Regions from separate parts of the Homo sapiens genome. Here region 1 is linked to region 2. Evidence: chromatin contacts called from ENCODE Hi-C or POLR2A ChIA-PET data. All regions are on one chromosome and are shown on one strand. Each heading gives the region's core, a stretch centred on a gene start or an enhancer-like site at or near the end of the contact. The rest is flanking DNA. Distances are from core to core; before and after follow the strand shown. Region 1 overlaps INPP5B (inositol polyphosphate-5-phosphatase B). Region 2 holds the start of SNIP1 (Smad nuclear interacting protein 1).

Region 1 (6,024 bases), core at 1,807-4,306, 370 kb before region 2:
GTTAATTGCTAAGTTGCTGCTGCTAAAATTGGTAAGAAATGGTATCAAGCTCTCCAGTTCTGTTTGGGTCATCTCTGTTTCCAGAGTTGTTCTGGCCTCAGAGGAGAGTTACATCTTCTATAACAGGTGGGAAGAACCCTTTGGGCTGCCTCTGGATGTCGATACAGGCCCCAAGGGAAACGGAGTAGTAGATTTGTTTTTTCCTATATGCATATGATCAAAATACCCACTACTTGATAGCCTAGAGAAACCAAGGCAAATGGTTGCTTAAAAATGCTGTTTTTGGCTGGGCGCGGTGGCTCATGCCTAATCCTAGCACTTTGGGAGGCCGAGGTGGGCGGATCACAAGATCAGGAGTTCAAGACCAGGCTGGGCAACATGACGAAATCCTGTCTCTACTAAAAATATAAAAATTAGGCCAGGCACAGTGGCTTATGCCTGTAATCCCAGCACTTTGGGAGGCTGAGGCAGGCGGATCACAAGGTCAGGAGATCAAGACCATCCTGGCTAACACGGTGAAACCCCATCTCTACTAAAAATACAAAAAAAATTAACTGGGCATGGTAGTGTGCGCTTATAGTCCCAGCTACTCGGGAGTCTGAGGCAGGAGAACCGCTTGAACCTGGGAGGCAGAGGTTGCAGTTAGCCGAGATCGCGCCACTGCACTCCAGCCTGGGCGAGACTCCATCTCAAAACAAAACAAAACAAAACAAAAAAACCCCAAAAAAACAGAACTTAGCTGAGCATGGTGGCAGGCACCTGTAATCCCTGCTACTTGGGAGGCTGAGGCAGGAGAATCAGTTGAACCCGGGAGGTGGCGATTGCAGTGAGCTGAGATCGCGGCATTGCACTCCAGTCTGGGTGACAAGAGCAAGACTCTGTCCCCTCAGAAAAAAAAAAGCTGTTTTTGATTCACGGCAGGAGAAACAAAGGCACCCCTCAGGAGCTGGCAGTCTGACTGAGAGGGGTCTGATAATACGTAGATAGAGGTAAGAGAGTATAGGGTTGGCCCAGCAGGACAGTGTTCCTTGTAGCGTGAGCCAAGGGCATAGAGCACCTTTGAGGCCCAGGCATTTTGGGGGATAGGTGAATCTGGTCTTCATTCTTTGCCTTTGCATTAATAGAGATAGGAATGATCTTTGATGATTCTTTCAAAATGTCCTTTCTTTTCTTTGATTTGTCTCTGCTGAATTCAGGAGTGTTAGGCTGAGCTTGGTAGAGATTATAGTAGAAAAATGAGGCCGGGCGCAGTGGCTCACGCCTGTAATCCCTGCACTTTGGGAGGCCAAGGAGGGCGGATCACGAGGTCAGGAGATTGAGACCATCCTGGCTAACATGGTGAAACCCCGTCTCTACTAAAAATACAAAAAAATTAGCCGGGCATGGTGGTGGGCGCCTGTAGTCCCAGCTACTCGGGAGGCTGAGGCAGGAGAATGGCGTGAACTTGGGAGGCAGAGCTTGCAGTGAGCTGAGATTGCGCCACTGGACTCCAGCCTTGGTGACAGAGCGAGACTCTGTCTCAAAAAAAAAAAAAAAGAAAGAAAAAGAAAAATGAAATGGAGCTAGTTTCAGACTGGAATCCACGTCTTCAGGTTCAGACCAGTGTCTAGGAGGTAACTTGTGGTGTTGAAGTCAGGTAATGCTTTTGGTTGAGTGGCAGCTTGTTCACGTGATTCTCTTGCCAAGCCCAGCTTGCACTGACTTTAGATTGGTAGTTGAATCGGTAGATTGGTAGGAGTCTTTCTGCTCCTGCACTTATTTAACTGCTCCTTTTTTTTTTTGAGACGGAGTCTTGCTGTGTCACCAGGCTAGGAGTGCAGTGGCACGATCTTGGCTCACTGCAACTTCCACCTCCCGGGTTCAAGTAATTCTCCTGCCTTAGCCTCTCTAGTAGCTGGGACTACATACATGCACCTGCACGCCACCACACCCAGCTAATTTTTGTATTTTTAGTAGGGATGGTGTTTCACCTTGTTGGCCAGGATGGTCTCCATCTCCTGACCTTGTGATCTGCCCGCCTGGGCCTCCCAAAGTGCTGAGATTACAGGCGTGAGCCACCGCGCCTGGCCTCACTGTTCTTAACATCTTTTTTCTTTTCTTTTTTTTTCTTCCTAACCACTAGATGACCAGGGATGCTGTTAACTTCCTTTTGCAGCTTTTTCTTTCCTTAAAAAGAGTGAAGTCTGATTTGGGAGAAATACCTCATTATTTCCATCTAGCAACTGAAGTTGCTCTTATTCAGAAAACCCCATTGAGGATCCTGTACAGGGCCCAGTACTTATCCAAGTCAGTCTGTAAAATGTTCACCTGCATTGCATCCTGGGTACATGCAAAACCTGGAGCTGTGTTCTGGAGGGTTTTGAACTATGCACTAAAAAGGAAATGGCTACTCAGAAGTCCCACAGGGGCCATTCTGGGCTATTTTAACAAAGCAGTAATAGCAAATACATTTTGTTTTTTTTTAATCCAAAGTTGATTAGAAATGAGCCAGCTTCGCCGGGTGTGGTGGCTCAAGCCTGTAATCCCAGCACTTTCAGAGGCCGAGGTGGGCGGATCACAAGGTCAGGAGTTCAAGACCATCCTGGCCAACGTGGTGAAACCCCATCTCTACTAAAATATAAAAAATTAGCTGGGCGTGGTGGCGTGCGCCTGTATCCCAGCTACTTGAGAGGCTGAAGCAATCACTTGAACCTGGGAGGCGGAGGTTGCAGTGGGCTGAGATCACGCCACTGCATGCCAGCCTGACGACAGTGAGACTCCGTCTCAAAAAAAAAAAGAAATGAACCAGCTTTGTAGTAACTCAAATTTACAAGGGGATGTGTTTAAGTATTTTTTCTTCTGGACCCAGGAAACAAAGTATTAAAGTCTGTCATGCCAGTGAAAGGAAATGAATGCTATTTATATCTCAGGGTAACATAAAGGGTAACCTAGTTTACCAGAGTAGAAGCCAGAGAGCATGTTAGCAAAATAGCCCCCGGGGTGGTTTTCTCTCTCACTCTCTCTTTCATCTTGTTTTGTCAGTACTAATAGGTAAAACTTGTGTGACCAACATATCCTTTTAGCATGGAGAAAATAAATTTGCTTTTGTTTATCTTAGAGAACAAATATTGCCCATCATTTCCACCGTTGTGGGAAGCTCTGCAGGCTCCTAAGTAACTTATTTTAAGTCACTTTGTTTCCTTAAACAAAAGAGAACTGTATTCGTTTTTCTTCTTCCTTTTGTTGTTCCCCTCTCCATTTTCCTTCTTTGGGCCATTTAATCCAGTTTTATGTTTCTAGTACAAGAGAACCCCCTAAAGATTCTTTTTTTCTTCTGAAAACAGTTTGTTTTGGAATTCTGCAGTTATTGTTGAGAGCAAGTGAGGTGACCCACAAACACTCAGTTAGAAGTGGAGCTTTGAACAGAAAAATCCTCAGGGAGGGACAGTTCAGGAAGAGGGAGGCATCAATATATTTATTAGAGGAAAGATACTGTACTGTTGGAGGATAGATGCTAGCTGACTTGCATGTTTTTCTTTGCTACTTAAAATATACTGTTAGCCCGGCACAGTGGTGCGCACCTGTAGTCCCAGCTACTCGGAGGCTGAGGCAGGAGTCTTGCTTGAGGAGTTCCAGACCAGCCTGGGCAACATAGTGATATCTCTAAATTTAAATAGATAAATATATAAAATAAATTACGCTCTAACAGTTTTGTTATTGGTGATCCATACATGAACTGAAGCTAGCAAATATGAATGAGAAGAGACTTTCTTTCTTGGAATGCCAATGATGAGAATTTAAACAAAGTGGATGTCAAGAGGCCTGGACATTTTTCTTTTTCTTTTCTTCATGGTTCCTTGGTGCACTATTACTTTCTCTTTTTGTTTTTATTTATTTTTATTTTTATTTTATTTTATTTTTTTGAGACGGAGTCTCACTCTGTCACCCAGGCTGGAGTGCAGTGGTGTGATCTCTGCTCACTGCAGCCTCCACCTCCTGGGTTTAAGCAGTTCTCCTGCCTCAGCCTCCCAAGTAGCTGAGATTACAGGCATGTGCTAACATGTCTGGCTACTCTTTGTATTTTCAGTAAAGACGGGGTTTCAACATGTTGGCCAGGCTGATCTTGAACTCCTGATTTCAGGTGATCTGCCCACCTTGGCCTCCCAAAGTGCTGGGATTATAGGCGTGAGCCATCATGCCTGGACTAATTTTTATATTTTTAGTAGAGACAGGGTTTCACCATGTTGGCCAGGCTGGTCTTGAACTCCTGACCTCAAGTGATTCAGCCTGCCTTGGCCTCCCAAAGTGCTGGCATTACAGGTGTGAGCCACCATGCGCAGCCTCTTTTTGTTTTTAGAGACGAGATCTCCCTGTGTTGCCCAGGCCGGTCTCAAACTCCTGACCTCAAGTGATCTTCCCGCCTCTGCCTCCCAAAGTGCTGGGATTACAGGCATGAGCCACCGCGCTTGACCTCTTTGTACGATATTAAACGTGTGTCTCAACTTTCCTCTTATGTCTTTAAAATGGGAGTGAATGTTTGCCTCCTGGAAAGTCACACAGGACTTAAGCAATGCTAATTATTTAGACGTGCTTTCATTTGGGAAATACAATTAGAAATGGGAAATGCTGGCCAGCAGCGGTGGCTCATGCCTGTAATCCCAGCACTTTGGGAGGCTGAGGTGGGCGGGTCACTTGAGGCCAGGAGTTTGAGATCAGCCTGGTCAACATGGCGAAACCCTGTTTCTACTAAAAATACAAAAATTAGCCCGGCAGGGTGGCACATGCCTGTAGTCCCAGCTAGTCAAGAGGCTGAGGTACGAGAATCGCTTGAACCCCAGAGGTGGAGGTTGCAGTGAGCCGAGATCACGCCACTGCACTCCAGCCTGGGCAAGAGCGAGACTCTGTCTCAAAAAAAAAAAAGAAAAAGAAATGGTAAATGCTCACCTCTGAGAACTGAGAACCTGGCTGCTGTCTTCAGGGTCTATCCTAGGGGGATTTCTTCCTGATAAGAACTGCATTGGCTGGGCACAGTGGCTCAGGCCTGTAATCTCAGCACTTTGGGAGGCTGAGGCAGGTGGATCACCTGAGGTCAGGAGTTTGAGACCAGCCTGGCCAACATGGTGAAAACCTGTCTTTACTAAAAATACAAAAATTAGCCAGGTGTGGTGGCTTGCGTCTGTAATCTGCGTGCCACTTGGGAAGCTGAGACAGAAGAATCACTTGAACCCTGGAGGCAGAGGTTGCAGTGAGCAGAGATCACGCCACTGCACTCCAGCCTGGGCGACACAGCGAGACTCCATCTCAAAAAAAAAAAAGAACTGCACTTACTCCTTTCCTCCCTCCATTTTCATATTTCTGAATGCAGTCACTAACAACCTCAGGGTATCCTTGACTCTTCCCTCTGCTCTCATGTCTAATAAGCAAATTCTGTTCATTTTTTTTTTTCTGCAGTGCCTCTCCTATCTACCCACATTTCAAAATCCCCCTTATTCATGTTGGTATCCTCTTAGCTGAACTGTTGCAGTAGTCTTCTTGTAAGTCTTCCCAACCTCAAGTTTCCCTCTCCTTTAGGGATCTCCTTAGAACATAACTTTGATCGTATTCTACTATTTTGTATGTGAACTTCAATATTGTACCACTCCCTGTTGCCTATAGAATAAAGCTCAAATTCCTTAGTATAGTGGTCAAGTCCTGCACTGCCTGACCTCAGCCTGCTTCTCTGTCTGGTCTTATCTGCTACAACTTATCTTCATTTCCTTTTACTTCAAACTTGACTGCTTATTATTTCTGGATAAAGCCCTGTACTTTTTCACCTATTTGTTGACTTCTCATTCAGCTACATTTTTGTAAGCTTGAACTTGCTGCTTTTAGCATTTTGCATTCTCTCTCCTTCCCAAATGACAGCCGAATGCCTTGTACATCAGTAGGTGCTCAAAAAATGTCTGTCTCTGGTTGAATTGTAGAGACCCATACAATTTCTAGCCCAAGGTGCTTTGTGGCCTCAACAACTCCTGCCCCCTTCCTCTTTGAGCATGCTCTGCATCT
Region 2 (4,418 bases), core at 785-3,284:
CTCTGCACCAGGCGTTTCTTCTTGTGTTTCCTCTTCTCCTCTTCTGGGGAGGGATGAAGGAGATCCTTTGCGAGAGGCATGTTCTCGTGGGTAGGTCGTCACCGCAAGAAAGGGCTTGTTTTGATTTTTAAATTGAGACGGAGTCTCTCTCTGTTGCCCAGGCTGAAGTGCAGTGGCGTGATCTCGGCTCACTGCAACCTCCGCCTCCCGGGTTCAAACGATTCTCCTGCTTCAGCCTTCTGAGTAGCTGGGACTACAGGCGCGTGCCCCCATGCCCGGCTAAATTTTGTATTTTTAGTAGAGACGGGGTTTCACCACGTTGGCCAGGCTGGTCTCGAACTCCTGACCTCGTGGTCCGCCTGCCTCGGCCTCCCAAAGTGCTGGGATTACAGGCGTGAGCCACCGCGCCCAGCCTGAAGTATTTTTCTAATTAAATGGAGAAATGACAAAGTAGGAGCCAATGGGAAACCTCCCCTTTGCCCCCTGAAGATTCGCTCAAAAATCAATTCACAAAAGGCAGATTAATTGGAGAAAAGGCATACAAATGTATTTAAAATGTATACACGGGGAGAATCACAGTATGATTACCCACCCCGAAAAGGGTTCAGAAGCTTATATACCCTCCTGGTAAAACAGGTTTGTGAGGGTGGGAGAAGGAGGAATTCTGTTCAGGGATTACTAGGCAGAATGAATGAATAAGGGAACAGAGATAAATTTGTAAATAGTTTTTTGTGTTTTTTTTTTTGTTTTGGTTTGGTTTTTTTGAAGACAGGGTCTCACTCTGTAGCCCTGGCTGGAGTGCAGTGGTGCCATCACGGCTCACTGCAGCCTCCAACTCCTGGGCTCAAGCGATCCTCCTGTCTCTGCTGGGACCACAGGCACGAGCCACTAGCCCCTGCCAAATTTAATTTTTTTGTAGAGACAGTCTTGCTATGTTAGGCAGTTTGGTCTCAAACTCCTGGCTTCAAGCGATTTTCCTGCCTTGGCCTCCCAAAGCGCCGGAATTACAGGCTGCAGCCACCGTGCTCGGCTGTAAATAGCTACTTTTGACAGTATAAGGGTCTCTGGTCAGGTGTGATTACATTCTTGGGTGGAGAAGAAAGAAACAATTATTCCTTTTGGTAGTCTGGATCTTAGGCAGATAAAGACCTGTGCTTTGGGAGAGATGATGGGCACTGGAAAGGAACATTGAGGCTTCTTCAGTTCAGCTTGTCAGTGAGCCGTATTTTGGGGTTTTGGTTTCTGAGCCCCAACAGCATTGCAGAAAGTTCAGGAAATAGAAGAGGAAAAGCTAATGATTTGAAAAGCTAATGATTTGCCCATGGGTTATCATCTCTGATTGCATTTCCATTTCTTCCTCCCTTCTATTTCCAAATGTAAATGTAATTATAGTTTGCACACAATTTTGTATCCTGCTTTATCGTTAACAAGTCAGGGTTTTTAAAGTTTGTAAATGGTTTACTAATGGCCACATAACACCCATTAATTTGGCTAACTTCCCTACTGCTGGTATTTACATTGTTTCCACGTTTTGTAATTACTAATAATGTGGCAACAAACAGCCTTGAGAGGTTTGCTTTTTCCCAGTTTTTGTTGTTGTTTGTTTTTGAGACATCTCGCTCTGTTGCCCAGGCTGGAGTGCAGTGGTGAGATCCCTGCTCACTGCAACCTGCGCCTCCAGTTCAAGTGATTCATTTGCCTCAGCCTCCCGAGTAACTGGGATTGCAGGTGCGCGCCACCACACCCGGCTAATTTTTGTATTTTTAGTAGAGACGGGGTTTTGCCATGTTGGCCAGGCTGTTCTCTAACTCCTGACCTCAGTGATCCGTCAGCCTCGGCCTCCCAAAGTTCTGGGATTACAGGCGTGAGCCACCACTCCCAGCCAGAAGTTTGTTTTTGAAACTTGAAACTCCCGCCACCCAAGCCTGTCGCTGCGGCCACACCCACTAGGGAGTAGTCACGTGTTTAACCTTTGCCGCGAGGATTTCTGGGAGCCTGGGCACCCCGGAAGCGGAAGTCCAGGAGTTAAACTCGTCATTTCCTCCAGCTAGAGGAGCTCAACTGATCTGTTTTCTTTCGCCCAGCCAAAATCACAGAATGAAGGCGGTGAAGAGCGAACGGGAGCGAGGGAGCCGGCGAAGACACCGGGACGGGGACGTGGTGCTGCCGGCGGGGGTGGTGGTGAAGCAGGAGCGTCTCAGCCCAGAAGTCGCACCTCCCGCCCACCGCCGTCCGGACCACTCCGGTGGTAGCCCGTCTCCGCCGACCAGCGAGCCGGCCCGCTCGGGCCACCGCGGGAACCGAGCCCGAGGAGTTAGCCGGTAAGTGGGGGAGCAGTCCAGGATGGACATTGGGTTGGGCTCATTCAGAAAGGCGGGCAGGGCTAGCGTCCGAAACAGGTTTTGAATGGTGGGCGCAGCAGCCCGGACTTAATCCTGAGGGGCTGTTGAGAGTGATCCAGTCGTGCTTGTGTTATGCTTGCTCTGTCACTTGCATTATAGCTCGGTGTTCAACGCCTAATGACTAACCGGCAGGATCCCACTCCTTCATTCTTGTGTTCCTAGCACTTCGAAGAGTGTGGCCCAACAGATAGCACTGATAATCTGTTAAATTGGATTGAGATTTTCCCCATCCCTCCCACAAATGGAGTGTGGGCGTTGTCTTTCCGGTTACCTGCCAGAAAGGTTTTCACATCGAGGTCTAAGCGAGCTACCTAACAGAAACTGGGGAAAAAAAAAAAGTTACTTCTTGCTAGACTCATTTATTTATGCATTCATTCACCATAGTTTTACTGAGTGCCTATTAAGTGTTAAAGACTGCCCTAGGTATTGGGGCTGCAAGGGTGATTCAGTTAGATGATCTTCACCGATGCCAAATTGGCTATGCTCTAACCCTGAGACATGATAAAAAAATAAACAAAATAGTTTCAGTTAGTAACAAGTATTATTGATAGATTAAAACAGTAATGTGATAGTGAGAGATTGGAGAGAAGAGGGAGGAGGACTCTCTAAAGAGGTGCCATTTGAGCCCAGACCTGACTGATAAGAATGATCCAACCTCTTAAAGATCCAGGCAGAGGAAACAACATCTGCAAAGAACCTGAAGTAGAATGAATTATGATTGAAATGGGAAAAAGCCAGTGTCGGTGGATTATAGTGGTCAAGAAGGTGGGTGGTAGGAATGAGATGGCACAGGGAGGAAGTAGAACCACAGGATGGAGGGATTGTTATTGATGGTAGGGGTGTTGGTAGTGAAGGATAAAGAGTCAAGGGTGACTTACGGATGGTGATGCCAATCAGCGAGATGGCAAGGAGTAGGAGAGGAAAGGTTTTTGAAGGGTTGGGAATTAAGAGTTATGTTACCTAAGTGAGAAGGTTCAGTAGACAGTTGTCTATGTGAGTATGGAATGCAAGGGAGATGTTAGGGCTAGGAAAGTGAACCTCGTGACTCCTTTAATGTGACCGGCAGAGACCTTCACAAATGCGGTGTTTGTGTTAGTAGGTAAGCCTGATACTGGAAGCTAATTTTTATGGGGGAAGGGAAATTGCGATAAAATCCTGTGTACCATGCTCTGAATAGGTCCCCACCCAAAAAGAAAAACAAGGCCTCAGGGAGAAGAAGCAAGTCTCCTCGCAGTAAGAGAAACCGAAGTCCTCACCACTCAACAGTCAAAGTGAAGCAGGTAAGTGGATTGGGGTGTTTTGATGGGTCCAAATTGAGAGCCTTTTCCTATCACAGCTAAAGAGGAATGTGTGTGTGTGTTGTGTGTGTGCACACATGTGCACGTACGCTCGCCTACATCTCTACTTGTACCTCCGATGGGCTTTTCTGAAAACTGGCTGTATTTATTTTTTCTGCTTGTTTGCTTAAATTAAACTTTTTATTTTGAGATTATTATTGGTTCACATGCAGTTGTCAGAAATAATTCAGGGAGATATACTCTTCCTGGTTTCTCCCAGTGGTAACATCTATTCATAACAGAACTGTGGTACAATATCATCATCAGAATATTGACATCGATATAGTCAAGATAACATTTCCTTCACCGCAAGGAATACCTCGTGTTGTCCTTTTGTAGCCAAACCCACTTATCTCCCACTTTTATCCTTCCTTAACTTCTGTCAACTTCTAATCTGTTCTTCATTTCTATAATTTTGTCATTTCAAGAATGTTATGTAAATGGAATCATACAGTATGTAACCTTTAGGATTGTCTTTTCTCACTCAGCAGAATCCTTTGGAGATTGATTCAGGTTGCATCTCTCAGTAGTTTGTTCCATTTCATTGCTGAGTGGTATCCAAATGGCATGGATTTAGCCACTTACTCATTAAAGAACATCTGGGTTGTTTCCATTTTTTGGCTATTACACATAAAGCTGCTATATAGACATTTGTGTACAGGTTTTTATGTGAACGTTA

What was found. Hi-C counts contacts between places; a loop is a spot of excess contacts on that map. ChIA-PET counts read pairs that join two places held with the same protein, here RNA polymerase II (POLR2A). Pooled maps may share reads with other maps.
Region 1: a map with no recorded cell type shows a loop between it and region 2 (4-fold over the local background). The contact joins the enhancer-like site here to the promoter of SNIP1 in region 2. A Hi-C loop is called at or near these places in 1 of 37 single-sample maps with no recorded cell type and 7 of 50 pooled maps. POLR2A ChIA-PET finds 5 or more read pairs at or near these places in 3 of 52 experiments (GM10248, Panc1 and activated B cell).

The regions. Positions count from the first base shown.
Region 1 is chr1:37,923,052-37,929,075 of GRCh38, reverse strand. The region is part of intron 7 of INPP5B (inositol polyphosphate-5-phosphatase B); the gene reads left to right. Among named protein-coding and RNA genes, the nearest start is that of INPP5B, 21 kb to the left of the region's middle. RefSeq lists an enhancer at 2,674-2,913. Within about 2 kb of position 3,056, at least 5 of the 41 ENCODE cell types and tissues checked have a DNase peak (open chromatin) inside an H3K27ac peak, as active enhancers do.
Region 2 is chr1:37,551,909-37,556,326 of GRCh38, reverse strand. It overlaps SNIP1 (Smad nuclear interacting protein 1), which reads left to right and starts at 2,034. Exons shown (of 4, transcript NM_024700.4): 1 at 2,034-2,321; 2 at 3,580-3,682. The coding sequence starts at 2,098. It also overlaps the pseudogene RPS27P9. RefSeq lists an enhancer at 1-780 and a silencer at 2,252-2,311.